Regions from separate parts of the Homo sapiens genome. Here regions 1 and 3 are each linked to region 2. A link is an interaction called in ENCODE POLR2A ChIA-PET data of the cell type or tissue named here. Cell type or tissue: Caco-2. All regions are shown on one strand. Links, peaks and the distances in the headings refer to the core of each region. The heading gives the core; the rest is flanking DNA.

Region 1 (4,400 bases), core at 131-4,130, 380 kb after region 2:
CTGCTGGCGTCCAGCGCATCTGGTGGCTGGAGGACAGGGATGCTGCTGAACACCCTATATAATGTCCCCCAACATAGGAGTACCCAAGTGGGGAAGCCCTGCTCTGAACTACCGGGATCCCTTTCAGTGCAGTGGGGTCCTCATTCTGTCAAAAGCCCCCGACACCACCCCAGGGAGGATAGATTCACTCAATCTGCAGGTAGAATCGTTCTCGTTCATTAAATTGTATTTTTTTTCCTCTGTCTCTTTTTCTTTTTTTTTTGCCGAGCATAAATGACAAACCCTGAAAATTGCATGTCATTTATTTGCAGCATCATTGTAGATATATCTAAGGGTTCTGTGTGTTGGAACAGTAGAAAAAAGAAACAATAGCTGCACGGCTGTTCTTCCACTCTCCAAATCATTCCTGCCTCTGGTCATCTTCCTTGTTCATTTCTCCTTCCTGTAGCAATCCCAGGACCCACCGGCTCAGAAGGGCCCAACGCTCACCACTAAGGTCCGGCGGACCATGAGCAGCCGCGTGCACGAAGCCGTGAAGGCCATCGCGCTCTGCCACAACGTGACTCCCGTGTATGAGTCCAACGGTGTGACTGATCAGGCTGAGGCCGAGAAGCAGTACGAAGACTCCTGCCGCGTATACCAGGCATCCAGCCCCGATGAGGTAAACCTGGGCAGGTGCAGCAAGGCATGGGGAGGCCCTGCTTGTTTTCTCTGTGCTGGAATTAGGCGTTTTCTAAGGAAGCAATGTGTCAGGGCAGACAGGAGCCAGGATGATGCAGGGCTGCTGGGAAACACATTTTCAAATACAAGAAAGAAACGCCTTTCCTCTAAAAAGAATAGCCTTGGACTTGAGGTATAGTCTGAATTAGGAAAGTTAGAGATTTTGTTTTGTAACTCAAAAGGCCAGCATAACAGGGCACAAGGTCCCATTTAAACCACATACTTTAAAAAAGATGTAAATAATTAAGATCTTAATTAAGATAAACTCCACATTCCATACAGTCTACCTATTTAAAGTATGACTTTTTTATTTTATTTTTTTCCCCGAGATACAGTCTCACTCTTTTGCCCAGGCTGGAGTGCAGTGGCGTGATCTCGGCTCACTACAACCACCCACTCTGGGGTTCGAGCGATTCTCCTGCCTCAGCCTCCTGAATAGCTGGGATTACAGGCACCCACCACCATGCCCGGCTAATTTTTTGTATTTTTAGTAGAGATGGGGTTTCACCATGTTGGCCAAGCTGGTCTTGAACTCCTGACCTCAGGTGATCCACTGGCCTTGGCCTCCCACAGTGTTGGGATTACAGGCGTGAGTCACTGCGTTGGTGAGTATGGCTTCTTAATATAGTTAGTATATTTTGGGATTTTTTTTTTTTTTTGCAACCATCATCACAATCAAATTAGGATATTTTTATCACCCCAAAGGAAATTCTATACCCACTTTCCTGCTGTACTCCCTTGTCTTCCTCATTCCTCCAGCCCTAAAGCACCCACTAATCTACTTTCTACCTCTATAGATTTGCCTATGACAGACACTCCAAACATCTGGAACCATACAATAGGTGGCCTTTTGTGATTGGCCTGTTTTACTTAGTGTGATGTTTTCAAGATTCATCCATGCATATTCACTCATCAATGCTTCATTCCTTTTTATCACTGAATAATAATCTGTTTATGGATATATTACATTTTATTTATCCATTCATCAATTAATGCACATTTGGATTTTTTTTTTTGTCTATATAGATAATGCTGCTATGGACAATTGTGTACAAGTATTTGAGTGGGTGTAGATTTCTGTTTCTCTTGGGTATATACCTAGGAGTGGGTTGGCAATGTCATATGGTGACTCTATAGTTAACCTTTTGAGGAGCTGTCTGTCTGTTTTCCAAAAGTGGCTGCGCTATTTTACGTATCTACCAGCAACGTATGACAGTTTCCGTTTCTCCACATCTCGGTCAATCCTTGTTACTGTCAGTTGTTTGGATTCTGGACGTTCTAGTCAGTGTGGAGCGGTATCTCATTGTGGTTTTGATTTGTATTTTCCGGATGGCCCCTGATGTTGAGCGTCTTTTCGTATGCTTATTGGCCATTTGTTTATCTTCTTTGGAAAAATGTCTATCCATATCCTTTATCCATTTTCACTTTGTCTGTTTTTCTTTTTGTTGTTGAGGTGTTGTTTGTTTGTTTTTGTTTTGCTCTGTCACTCAGGTTGGAGTGCAGTGGCACGATCTTCCCGGCTCCATCTCCCAGAGTGCTGGGATTTTAGGTGTGAGCCACAGCGCCCGGCCACCTTTCAATATCTTTTAATTTACTTTTTAAAACGTGAATTTTCCTATTGATATAGTTTGTATCCTCCTTTTTTCACTTACTATTTTATCATTTCTGTTTTCTAATCATCTTGAATATTATTGAAAGCATTCTTTAAGAATTGCTACCTATGCATATACCCTAATATCCTAACTATTCTCATAATTGGAACTTCTCATACTGTAGGAACTTAGGTTATTCCTAATTTTTAGCAATGATATTTATAAGTATTTTGCAATGAACATCCTTACACCTTATAATTCTAGAAGTGGCGTGATTGGGTTTATGAATTCAAGAGATACTTTTGAGTAGACTAACACTGTGATATTAGTGCTAACAAGACAGCCCCAGGCCCCTAGGGAGGAGGCTTGTGTGACACAGTATAGTGTGTGACTTACTCCCGGGATCCAGCTCCACACTTGGGCAGTTACTTATGCTTGCTGTGCCTCCAGATCTGTGCCATGGAACCCCCACAGTGGGGCTGTTGTGAAGCCCCAAGTAGGCAGTCAGTATATCTTGTGGGTCAAATTGAATGAGTATTTTATTTTTAGAGATGGGGTCTTGCTATGTTGCCCAGGCTGGAGTAGTGCAGCGGCTCTTGATAGGTGCAATCATGGCTCACTGCAGCCCTGAACTCGTGGGTATGAGCCATCCTCCCACCTCAGCCTCCTGAGTAGTCAGGACTACAGGCGTGTGCCACCATGCCCGGCTTTAAATGAGCATAAGGCTCATGGTAACTATGGCCAGAGTGCTTCCCAGAATTTTTTTTTTTTTTTAAACATTTAACTCTTGTACCAACATTGGGAGGAATCCCAATTTTTTTTTTAACCCATTTTAGGAAGAATGGGGCTCCTAAAGTTCTGGACCAATTTGCAAGTATCAGTGAGCCTGCGGTTCCTGGCGGTTGGGGGATGGCACAATGAACATCTTTCCCAAAGTTCACAAATGGAAGAACGCTTGAGTGTCATCTTCTGTGTCCTGGTGCTTCTTTCTCCCTTTTTTGGGCAGTGGAATTTGTCACCTGGGAGACTCCTCCTTCCAGCCTGCAGGGTGTTTGTGGAATAGCTCAAGCTATAAAACCCAGTTCATCCGTGACTGTTGACATTTGAACCAGGCTTTTTAGGAGTGAAAAATGTTGTACACCCCTGGCTACCTTCTGAGATGGGAATTGTGTGCAGAAAGAGAGAGGGGGAGGGAGGGTAGGTTTGGGTGATTGTCCTGATCTACTTGGACTTGTGCCATAGTAAGTGACAATTTCAGGTTTATCATCATTTCTTCTTTCTGTGGCTTGGCAGGTTTAGTCTGTTTTTCCCTTTGGGAATGATACTGTGGAATAGCGATGTCAGAGAGGGCCATATTTTTGGTAGCTATGGACTTGGAACCAGTAACCTGTGGGTATTTGATGGAATTCAAATTTATTTTATTTTATTTGAGCTCCTGACCTCAAGTGATCCTTCAGCCTCCCATAGTGCTGGGACTACAGGCGTGAGCCACCGTGCCAGGCCTTTTTTTTTTGCTCTGTCGCCCAGGCTGGAGTGCAGTGGTATGATCTCGGCTCACTGCAACCTCCACCTTCCGGGTTCAAGCGATTCTCATGCCTCAGCTTCCCAAGTAGTTGGGATTACAGAAGTGCGCCACCATGCCTGGCAAATTTTTGTATTTTTAGTAGAGACAGGGTTTTCCCCATGTTAGCCAGGCTGGTCTCAAACTCCTGAGCTTAAGTGATCTCTCTGCCTCAGCCTCCTAAAGTGCTGGGGTTACAGGCGTAACCACCGCACCCAGCGGAATTCAAATTTGAGCAAGCTCCAGATGCTGATGATCTGAGAAGCAAGTCCTGCCTGAGGCCCCTGATGCTCCTGTTGGCATCTCTGGAGGCTTTAATGCCCGTTGCCCACTCCTCTGCTCCCACTGGACTTTGGTGTATTTGTTTTAGGGCTGTGCAAAGATTTTTCCATGAGGATAAATCTTTCATGGAATGCTTTGCACTTCTCGGCCGCTTTTTCTCAAAGTGAATGGTACTTTATCTCTTCTGTGGATGAATTGCACTTGAAATCAGATTTGTCTTGTTTTTCTAAGATTCTGAATCATGA
Region 2 (4,400 bases), core at 88-4,087:
TAAATGGCACATGGTGGGAACCTATGGGAGAGGCTGCCCTTTACCTTAGTTAGCCATTCTTTTCTTCCCTATAAACAGAAACCCTTACTGTTAACAGGATTCTTTGCTGTCCAGAATAAAGACTACATTTCCCAGCTTCCCTTACAACTAGGTATGGTCATGTGACTGTTCTGAAAAATGAGATGTAAATGCATGTGTCACAGGCGACTTCCCAATAACAGCCTTAGGGAAGGAGTGGGGTCTATCTGCTGCCCCTCCTCTTTACTGCTAGGTAAATGTTGACGTGCTCTCCGGAGCTCATGCTTCCATATTGAACCACAGTGAAAACTACAAGTTGAGAATAGTAGAACAGATAGAACGAGCCCCAGTTCCTGATAATCATGAAATCACCATATTGGCTCTGTACTGCCTATAGATATGCAAGAAAAATAAACTTCTCTCTGTGTTTAAACCACTGTTACTTTAAGTTTTCTATCTTTCCTAGCCAGACCTAATCCTAACTGATTTGGGGCTCAATAACTTTTTGTTGACTGATGGAATGGATAGTGTATGCATAGATTCTATAGGTTTGCATTTTGCAAAGCATTTTCTCAAGCATTAATTTGTTTAATTTGGTAAAAGTAAAAAACTACTTTCCCAATCCTATAACTTCTAAAACCTACTAGCCTCTGATATTTTCTGTAATGTGATATGTCATGTAGGATGCATTTGTGCACAAAGGTAACACAATATGGCTTGGACAAAGACGTTTAATTGTCTCAGAAAACAAAAATCTTGCATCTCCAAAAGATTCAACAGTGTCATCCAGGACAGGGGCACGTCCTATCCTCCACATGACCTTCCTCAGCACTTCACTGATGTCTTACTTCATTGTCCCAGGACAGCTGCCACTGCAACCAATATCATATTCTCTCTCTCTCTTTTTTTTTTTTTGAGACAGAGTCTCTCTCTGTCACCCAGGCTGGAGTGGAGTGGTACAATCTCAGCTCACTGCAACCTCCACCTCCCGGGTTCAAGCAATTCTGCTGCCTCAACCTCCCGAGTAGCTGGAATTACAGGCGTGCACCACCACACCGGGCTTGTTTTTGTATTTTTAGTAGAGACAAGGTTTCACCATGTTGGCCAGGCTGGTCTCAAACTCCTGACCTCAAGTGATCCGCCTGCCTCAGCGTCCCAAAGTGCTGGGATTACAGGTGTGAGCCACCATGCCTGGCCTACAACAAAGTCTTATGCAAAAAGAGCTACAAAGCCTTCACAGGTATGGTGTCTTTTACCAGAATGAAACAGTCCCTCTCCTTAAGGCATAACAAACAACATCTTCCGAAGCCACGCCAAGAAGTGTGTTCAGATCATGTCTTCATTCTTCTGAATTTCAAGTGAAAGAGCTGCCTTCTTGGAACTTTGTAGAAATCTAAGATGTGTACTAGAGCTGCTCAAAGACCTGCCATTTACTTACTGTACTTGTGTTATCAAAGACTCCATAAAATCAAGTGATTTCCTCTGCTTTTGTCCAGGCCGCCAAAGAACGTGGCGCTTAGTCACTTCAGATTCCCTTCTGTCTGTGATCCCCTCTGAGAAATAAAGCCATAAATATGCTGAGTTCTGTTGACATTCACACCGGAAATAGCACAGAGCTCCAAGTATTGTGGTCTCCTTTCCGATTTTATTGCTAAACAGCAAGAAAAACAGCAGAGGGGCTTTCCTGGCGAGTCAGAGAAATGCAACGTGGTTTTTTGTGTGTTTTTTTTTCTCCGCAAGACAGAGGAAACTATCTCTTCACACCATTGCCAAAGCCAAGAGACTTCGAATGAACAGATAGAGCCCAGAGCAGAACAAACACCATTTGATAAAATGCTTAGAGCACGTCTCCCCACACGGGCAGGGACTATGAGCGTCTGAAAAGCAGAGGTCCGGCCTCCCCTCCTCCCCAACTCAAGGTTGAAAATATCAACAACATTCCTGTCCACTGTAATCAAATACTTACGCAAAAAGCTATGGAATGCACAATAATTTGTCAGGCATCCTTTTAGCAGAGTCCACTAGAGCAAACTCTGGTAGGCTTCCTTGACCCTCAGAGACTGTGCCCTTTAACCTTATTTGGGTCTCTTTTATGGGGGCCTTCACTCTGACCAGATGGCTAAACTATCAAAGGGTTTTATGAGTAAAAACTGCTTTCCCAACTCGTAAGTTGTATATTTCTTTCCATGTTAATGTGAACTATCAACCCAGAGGCTTTAAATTGAAAACACAAGAGGTGTCCTGCAGCTGGGGCTCCCCCCGCCATCCCAGCATTGTGTGTGACCACAAGGGTGATGGGTGTTTGCAGAGAAAACAGCTGACACCCAGATGAGGACAATTTCAGCTAAATATTTAAAATGGCCATCAAGAAAGGAATGATTGATTGATTTTTTTTTTTTTTTTTTTTTTTGGTTCAGGCCATGATCTTTTATCAAGCTGCAGGCAAACATGCTTCCTACATAAATCCAAACTGTATCTTTCTTTTCTTCCATCCCATCCTGTGCATCCACTTTTCAGGGAGGCTGGGTGGCAAATTAAACATAATTAGATCAAATTCTGTGGAATCCAAAGTAGAAAAGGATGCTGTCTCTCAATGTTGAATTTCAAGTTAAATAGTCCTGAGACCTTGAATTGGCTGTATGTGTACACTTATAGTTTGTTTTGTATAATTCTTGAAAATTTTCATAAGAAATGATCAGGATGAGTTGATGCAACGAATATTTATGAGTGAAAACCAGGAGGCTGACACTGTTCTAACACTTAGCAGGCTGCGTGAACAAGAGAGCAGACACTTCATTGAGAAAGTGCTTATGTTCTAGTGGAGAGACGAACAACAAAGAACCCCAAAATGGCAGGTGGTAATAAGCAATGGGACAGGACAGTGGGACAGGGGCTAAGTGCATAGATTCTGCATGGTTAGGAAAGACCCCACTGGGGAGGTGATGACAAAGTAAAGATCTGAATGAGAAGAAGGAGAACAACTCAGGAAGATGTGGCTAGCGCTCCCATTAGACATGTAACGTGCAGCCGGGCGCGGTGGCTCATGCCTGTAATCCCAACATTTTGGGAGGCAGAGGCAGGTGGATTGCTTGAATCCAGGGATTTGAGACCAGCATGGGCAACATAGTGAGACCCTGTCTCTACAAAAAAATACAAAAATTAGCCAGGTGTGGTGGTGCACACCTGTAGTCCCAGCTACTCAGGAGGCTGAGCCCAGGAGATAGAGGTTGCAGTGAGCTACGCTTGCCCCAAATGTACTGTACCAGCCTGGGTGGCAGAGTGAGACTCTGTCTCAAAAAAAAAAAAAAAAAAGAAGTAATGTGAGCCATGTCTGTAATGCTAAAATTTTCTAGTAGCCAGATTTTAAAAAGTAAAAGGAAATGTATGGAAATAATTTAATATATTTTATATTTTTAGTTTATTTCTATTATAATTTATTATATATATTTTTATTTTGTTACTTATTTAATAATACTAGATATATATTTCTGAGACAGTGTCTTGTTCTGTCACCCAGGCTGGAGTGCAGTGGCACATTCATATCTCATTTCCACCTCGAACTCCTGGGCCCAAGCAGTCCTCTTGCCTCAGCCTCCTGAGTAGCTAGGACTATAGGCATGAGCCACTGTGCCTGGCCTATTTTATTATATTTAGATCCATATGTACTATTATATTTTCTAGTAGCTATATTTTAAAAGGGTAAAAAGAAATGGGTGAGCCGTATGCAGTGGTGTGAGCCTGTAGTCTCAGAGTTTCTCAGGAGGATGAGGTAGGAGGATGGCTTGAGCCTAGGAGTTTGAATCTACCCTGGGCAACATAATGAGACCCAGTCTTATAATAATATGAAGAAGAAAAGAAGAAGGAGGAGGAGGAAAAGGAGGAGGAGGGGGAGGAGGGGGAGACGGAGGAGGAAGAAAGAAGAAATGGGTAGAAACAATTTTAATATATTTTATTTTTATTTTTATTTTTTATTTTTTCTTCTTTTTTTTGAGACAGAGTTTCAGTCTTGTCACCCAGGCTGGCATGCAATGGCATGGTCTCGGCTCACTGCAACCTCTGCCTCCCAGGTTCAAGCGATTCTCCTGCCTCAGCCTCCCACGTAGCTGGGATTACAGGCATGCACCACCATGCCCAGCTAATTTTTGTATTTTCAGTAGATAGGGTTTCACCATGTTGGCCAGGATGGTCTCAAACTCCTGACATCAGGTGATCCACCTGCCTCAGCCTCCCAAAGTGCTGGGATTACAGGCATAAGCCACCGTGCCTGGCCAATTTTAATACATTTTGTTTGATTTTAATAATATATTTATTTGCATTGTCATCATTTTTATTTATTTTAAATTTTTAATTTTGCTTATTTGTTTATTTAATAATACATTTTA
Region 3 (4,400 bases), core at 131-4,130, 370 kb after region 2:
CTTCCTTCTTTTGTAACAGGGTCTCACTCTGTCACCCAGGCTGGAGTGCAGTGGTGCAATCACAGCTCACTGCAGCCTCAAACTTCTGGGCTCAAGCAATCCTCCCATCTCAGCCTCCCAAGTAGCTCGGACTACAAGTGTGCACTGGGTATGCACCACCACACCTGGCTAATTTGGTTTATTTTTTATAGAGACGAGGTCTCACTGTGTTGCCCAGGCTGGACTTGAACTCCTGGGCTCAAGTGATCGCCTCACCTCCCAAAGGCTTCCCAAAGTGTTGGGATTACAGGCATGATGCACTGCGCCCAGCCACCTTTGGCCTTTTGTCTTCATCCCTTCTCACTCACTCAGCAAGGTGACCCCCTTCCTCGCCTGTCTGCCGTGACCCCCTGCACAGTAGCTGCCCGGCTTTCCTTCTTGCTGTCCTCTCAGGAGCCTCTCGGTACCATCAGCTCTGTGGTGGAGTCTGAGACTTGCAGTGGGATCTAGCCTTGGTCTTCATCCCCTCCCCTTTCCCATGTTTCAGCCTTCCAGGCAGGGTGAGCTGCCTTATTTCTGTGTCTCAAATTAGACCCTTCCCTCGGAGCCACCAACCCCAAATGCCCACCAGGCTCCTTCTTGGGGGGCTCATTGATTGGATTGTCATGCATATCAGCACCCAGCTACATGTCTGTATCACTCGCAGCCCCTTCTCAGTCGTGTTGACTCTTGATGGTTATATTAGACAGCTTCACAGGTGGTGGTGTGTACATCCGGTGGGAGTTACACCCATGCCATGTTGCTGGTATTTTTAAGAGCTCCTGGTGTTTACGGAAGCCGTCCCCTCTCAGGATATTTGTGTATTTTAGCTTTTATGGTTCATTTTTGGCTTAGCACAGATAACACTCTTTGTAAAGTGTTGAAATTCAGAAAACCACACTTCTTACCGTGAACCTCACCTCATACTCCTTCCTTAGGGGAAGCTCATAAATCAGTTTGCCCATCCCGGCCTTGAGTCTGACACAGCTGTGTGTTGTGGGGTTAGGGTTAGCTGTGCGAGGCTGGGGTGAACTCACAATTCCAGTACAGATCTACCCAAGTGAGAGTGTGTGCATCTTTCTCTCGTGATGTCTAAACATCCTGGCATAAGCACAGGACCACGTGTGTGATGGGACATATGGAAGCTTTTGCATGCTTTTTTAAAACCAGTTTTATCGAGGGATGATTTACATACCTGAAAGTTCAGCCATGTTGAATACACAGTGTGGTGACTTTAGTAAATTTGCAGCTGTGGAACCATCCCAAATATGCACATCACCCCTGCTCCCACTGCAGTCACGCCTCCCACCTTAGAGCTTCGTAAGGGGTTCTTATACCAGTGGTTCTTTCTTCTTTTTCTTTCTTTCTTTTTTTTTTTTTTTTAAGACACAGTCTCACTCTGTTGCCCAGGCTGAGGTACAGGGGTGCGATCTCGGCTCACTGCAACCTCCACCTCCCGGGTTCAAGCAATTCTCTGCCTCAGCCTTCCTAGTAGCTGGGATTACAGGCACCTGCCACCACGCCCGGCTAATTTTTATATTTTTAGTAGAGACGGGGTTTCACCATGTTGGCCTGGCTGGTCTCAAACTCCTGACCTCAGGTGATCTGTCCGCCTTGGCTTCCCAAAGTGCTGGGATTACAGACGTGAGTCACCATGCCTGGCCCAGTGTTTCGTAAAGTACAGCCTTTGGAACCCCTGGGCTAGATCACTTGGGCCAGAGTCAGGAGCACAAGGAGTGGTGCCCAGACCTGCAGTTTTAACAGGTGAACCAGGTGTTTCCAGAGTACAGTAGCATTGGAGAACAGCTGCTGTGAAACTGAGGTTCATCCCTGTTCAGAGCATGGGTATCTAAACCTGTGGACTCCAAGGAAGAGTTTGCAAGATGACCCACTGGGGTACAGGAAGCGACTCTTTACATTTCAGTTCCATCTCCAAAATTAATGCAAAATTAAAATCTTACTAATACTATTGAGGTTGACCCAGGGGCCCTCACTCCATGTATCAGACAGGTACTTGTCAGGTCCGGTCCTTGAGGTGTCCTGCGGAAGGGGCTGGAATTCCACAGTTGTTTATTTTCCCAGTGTTGAAATGTAGGCCGCAGTTTATGAGTGTCCAGGTGACTTGTTCTAAGGATGTGGTTGAACTAAACTGGACTCATAAAGAGAGCAGGTGGTTTTAAAAGATTCCTGCAGGAAAGCTTCAGATTATTAATACAAGGCCAAGTAAACAGTAAGAAAATGGCCAACACATTAGGAGAGAAAACTATAACCAGCTAAGGACTTGTGATGGTTTTTCCCCTGGGTTATTCATTTACTGGTACTTTTTTTTTTTTTTTTTGAGACGAAGTCTCACTCTGTCGCCCCATCCTGGAGTGTAGTGGTGCTATCTTGGCTTACCACAAACTCTGCCTCCCGGGTTCAAGAGATTCTCCTGCCTCAGCCTCCCGAGTAGCTGGGATCACAGGCATGTGCCAACACACCTGGCTAATTTTTTTTTTGTATTTTTGGTAGAGACGGGGTTTCACCATGTTGGCCAGGCTGGCCTCGAACTCCTGATTTCAGATGATCTGCCTGCCTCGGCCTCCCAAAGTGCTGGGATTACAGGCTTGAACCACCACGCCTGGCAATTTACTAGTACTTTTAATGGAAAAAGGGGATACAATTTAAAAACCATAAAATTTGCTCTTTTAAGCATATGATTCTGTAGTTTTTAATATGTTCACAATACTGTGCAAACATTGGTACTGTCTAATTTTAGAACATTTTTATCAACCCTAAAAAGAAAGCCCACATCCCTTGAGTTCCCAAACCCCCCTGCTCTATCCCCCCAGCTGTCAGTCTACTTTCTGTCTCTGGATTTGCCTATTCTGAACATTGCCTATAAATAGAATCAAACAATATGTGACCTTTTGTGTCTGGCCGGTCTTCCGTTTAGCAGAGTATTTGCAAGGTTCTTCCGGTTGTAGCAGGTGTATGTACTTTATTCCTCTTTGTAGCTGAATAACAGGTATGATGATTTAAAATTTAAGTTTAGGCTGGGTGTGGTGGCTCACGCCTGTAATCCCAGCACTTTGGGAGGCCGAGGCGGGCAGATCACGAGATCAGGAGTTTGAGACCAGCCTGACCAACATGGTGAAACCCCGTCTCTACTAAAAATACAAAAAAAAAAAAAAAAATTAGCCGGGGGTGGTGGCGGGCACCTGTAATCCCAGCTACTCAGGAGGCTGAGGCAGAAGAATAGCTTGAACCCGGCAGGTGGAGGTTGAAGTGAGCTGAGATCGCGTCACTGCACTCCAACCTGGGTGACAGAGGGAGACTCCTCTCAAAAGGAAAAAAAAAAGAAATTTAAGTTTAAATCTATAATTCTCAGTGTTCCTTACCCCAAGTATATGTTATTTTGAGATATTAGCTAATTGTGTGAGAAATGCTATTTTTCATTTTGTTTTCTTATTTATTTTTATTTTTATTTTTTTGAGACAGAGTCTTATACTCTCTTACCCAGACTACGGTGCAGTGGTGCCATCACAGCTCACTGTAGCCTTGACCCCTCAGGCTCAGGTGATCTTCCCACCCCAGCCTCCCAAGTAGCTGGGACCACAGGCATGCGTCACCATACCTGGCTAATTTTTGTATTTTTTGTAGAGAGAGGGGGTGTTACCATTTGCCCAGGCTGGTCTCGAACTCCTGGGCTCCAGCAATTAGCCCACCTCAGCCTCTCAAAGTGCTGGGATTACAGGCATGAGCCACTGCAGCCAGCCCTGTTTTTCATTTTTATCATAGGATTTTAGAATTTTTTTTCTTGTTTTGTAATGTTCAGTAGTACAATACAATATTTATACAAAGATCAATATATATAGATGGAAGGTACTTGGAAAACTTTTCCTGCTGGGCGTGGTAGCTCATGCCTGTAATCCCAGCTACTCTGGAGGCTGAGGCAGGAGACTTGCTTGAACCCAGGAGGTAGAGGTTGCAGTGAGCTGAGATCATGCCACTGCACCCAGCCTGGATGACAGAGCAAGACAGTCTCAAACCATAATTGGGATTATTCCACATACTTTGGTCTGTGAACTGTCATTTTTCATTTACTGAGTTGTTTTTTTTATGAGCGTGTGAGTTTGTGATTTATTTTTCTACACACAACATATATACACAGGATGCACTCAGTTCATCAGTACTGACTGCCAGAGAGCGTTCTTCTTACTTTCTGCATCCACAGAAAACAGATACAAAGTTCAGTTTATGTTCTCTTGTTTTTTTTTTTTTTTTTCTGAGACGGAGTCTCGCTCTGTTTCCCAGGCTGGAGTGCAGTGGCGCGATCTCCGCTCACTGCAAGCTCCACCTCCCGGGTTCACGCCATTCTCTTGCCTCAGCCTCCCAAGTAG

The links. ChIA-PET counts read pairs that join two places held together with the same protein. Peaks named below come from ENCODE experiments on the same cell type or tissue, not always from the same donor. Only the 100,000 strongest peaks of a DNase experiment are listed, where the experiment ranks them.
Region 1: POLR2A ChIA-PET joins it to region 2 with 11 read pairs; 3 of 35 experiments call an interaction of 5 or more read pairs at or near these places.
Region 3: POLR2A ChIA-PET joins it to region 2 with 10 read pairs; 3 of 35 experiments call an interaction of 5 or more read pairs at or near these places.

What each region holds. Positions count from the first base shown.
Region 1 is chr20:51,653,199-51,657,598 of GRCh38, reverse strand. ATP9A (ATPase phospholipid transporting 9A (putative)) reads left to right here. Exons shown (of 28, transcript NM_006045.3): 14 at 449-661. Among named protein-coding and RNA genes, the nearest start is that of NFATC2, 110 kb to the right of the region's middle. In Caco-2, for the core only: no CTCF peak of the experiment used is centred there; no DNase peak of the experiment used is centred there.
Region 2 is chr20:52,029,298-52,033,697 of GRCh38, reverse strand. No RefSeq gene overlaps it. Among named protein-coding and RNA genes, the nearest start is that of ZFP64, 160 kb to the left of the region's middle. In Caco-2, for the core only: no CTCF peak of the experiment used is centred there; DNase peaks (open chromatin) are centred at 227, 1,527, 1,907 and 2,287; H3K4me3 peaks cover 487 bases.
Region 3 is chr20:51,663,681-51,668,080 of GRCh38, reverse strand. All of the region lies in intron 13 of ATP9A (ATPase phospholipid transporting 9A (putative)), which reads left to right. Among named protein-coding and RNA genes, the nearest start is that of ATP9A, 100 kb to the left of the region's middle. In Caco-2, for the core only: no CTCF peak of the experiment used is centred there; DNase peaks (open chromatin) are centred at 432, 790, 1,690 and 2,080.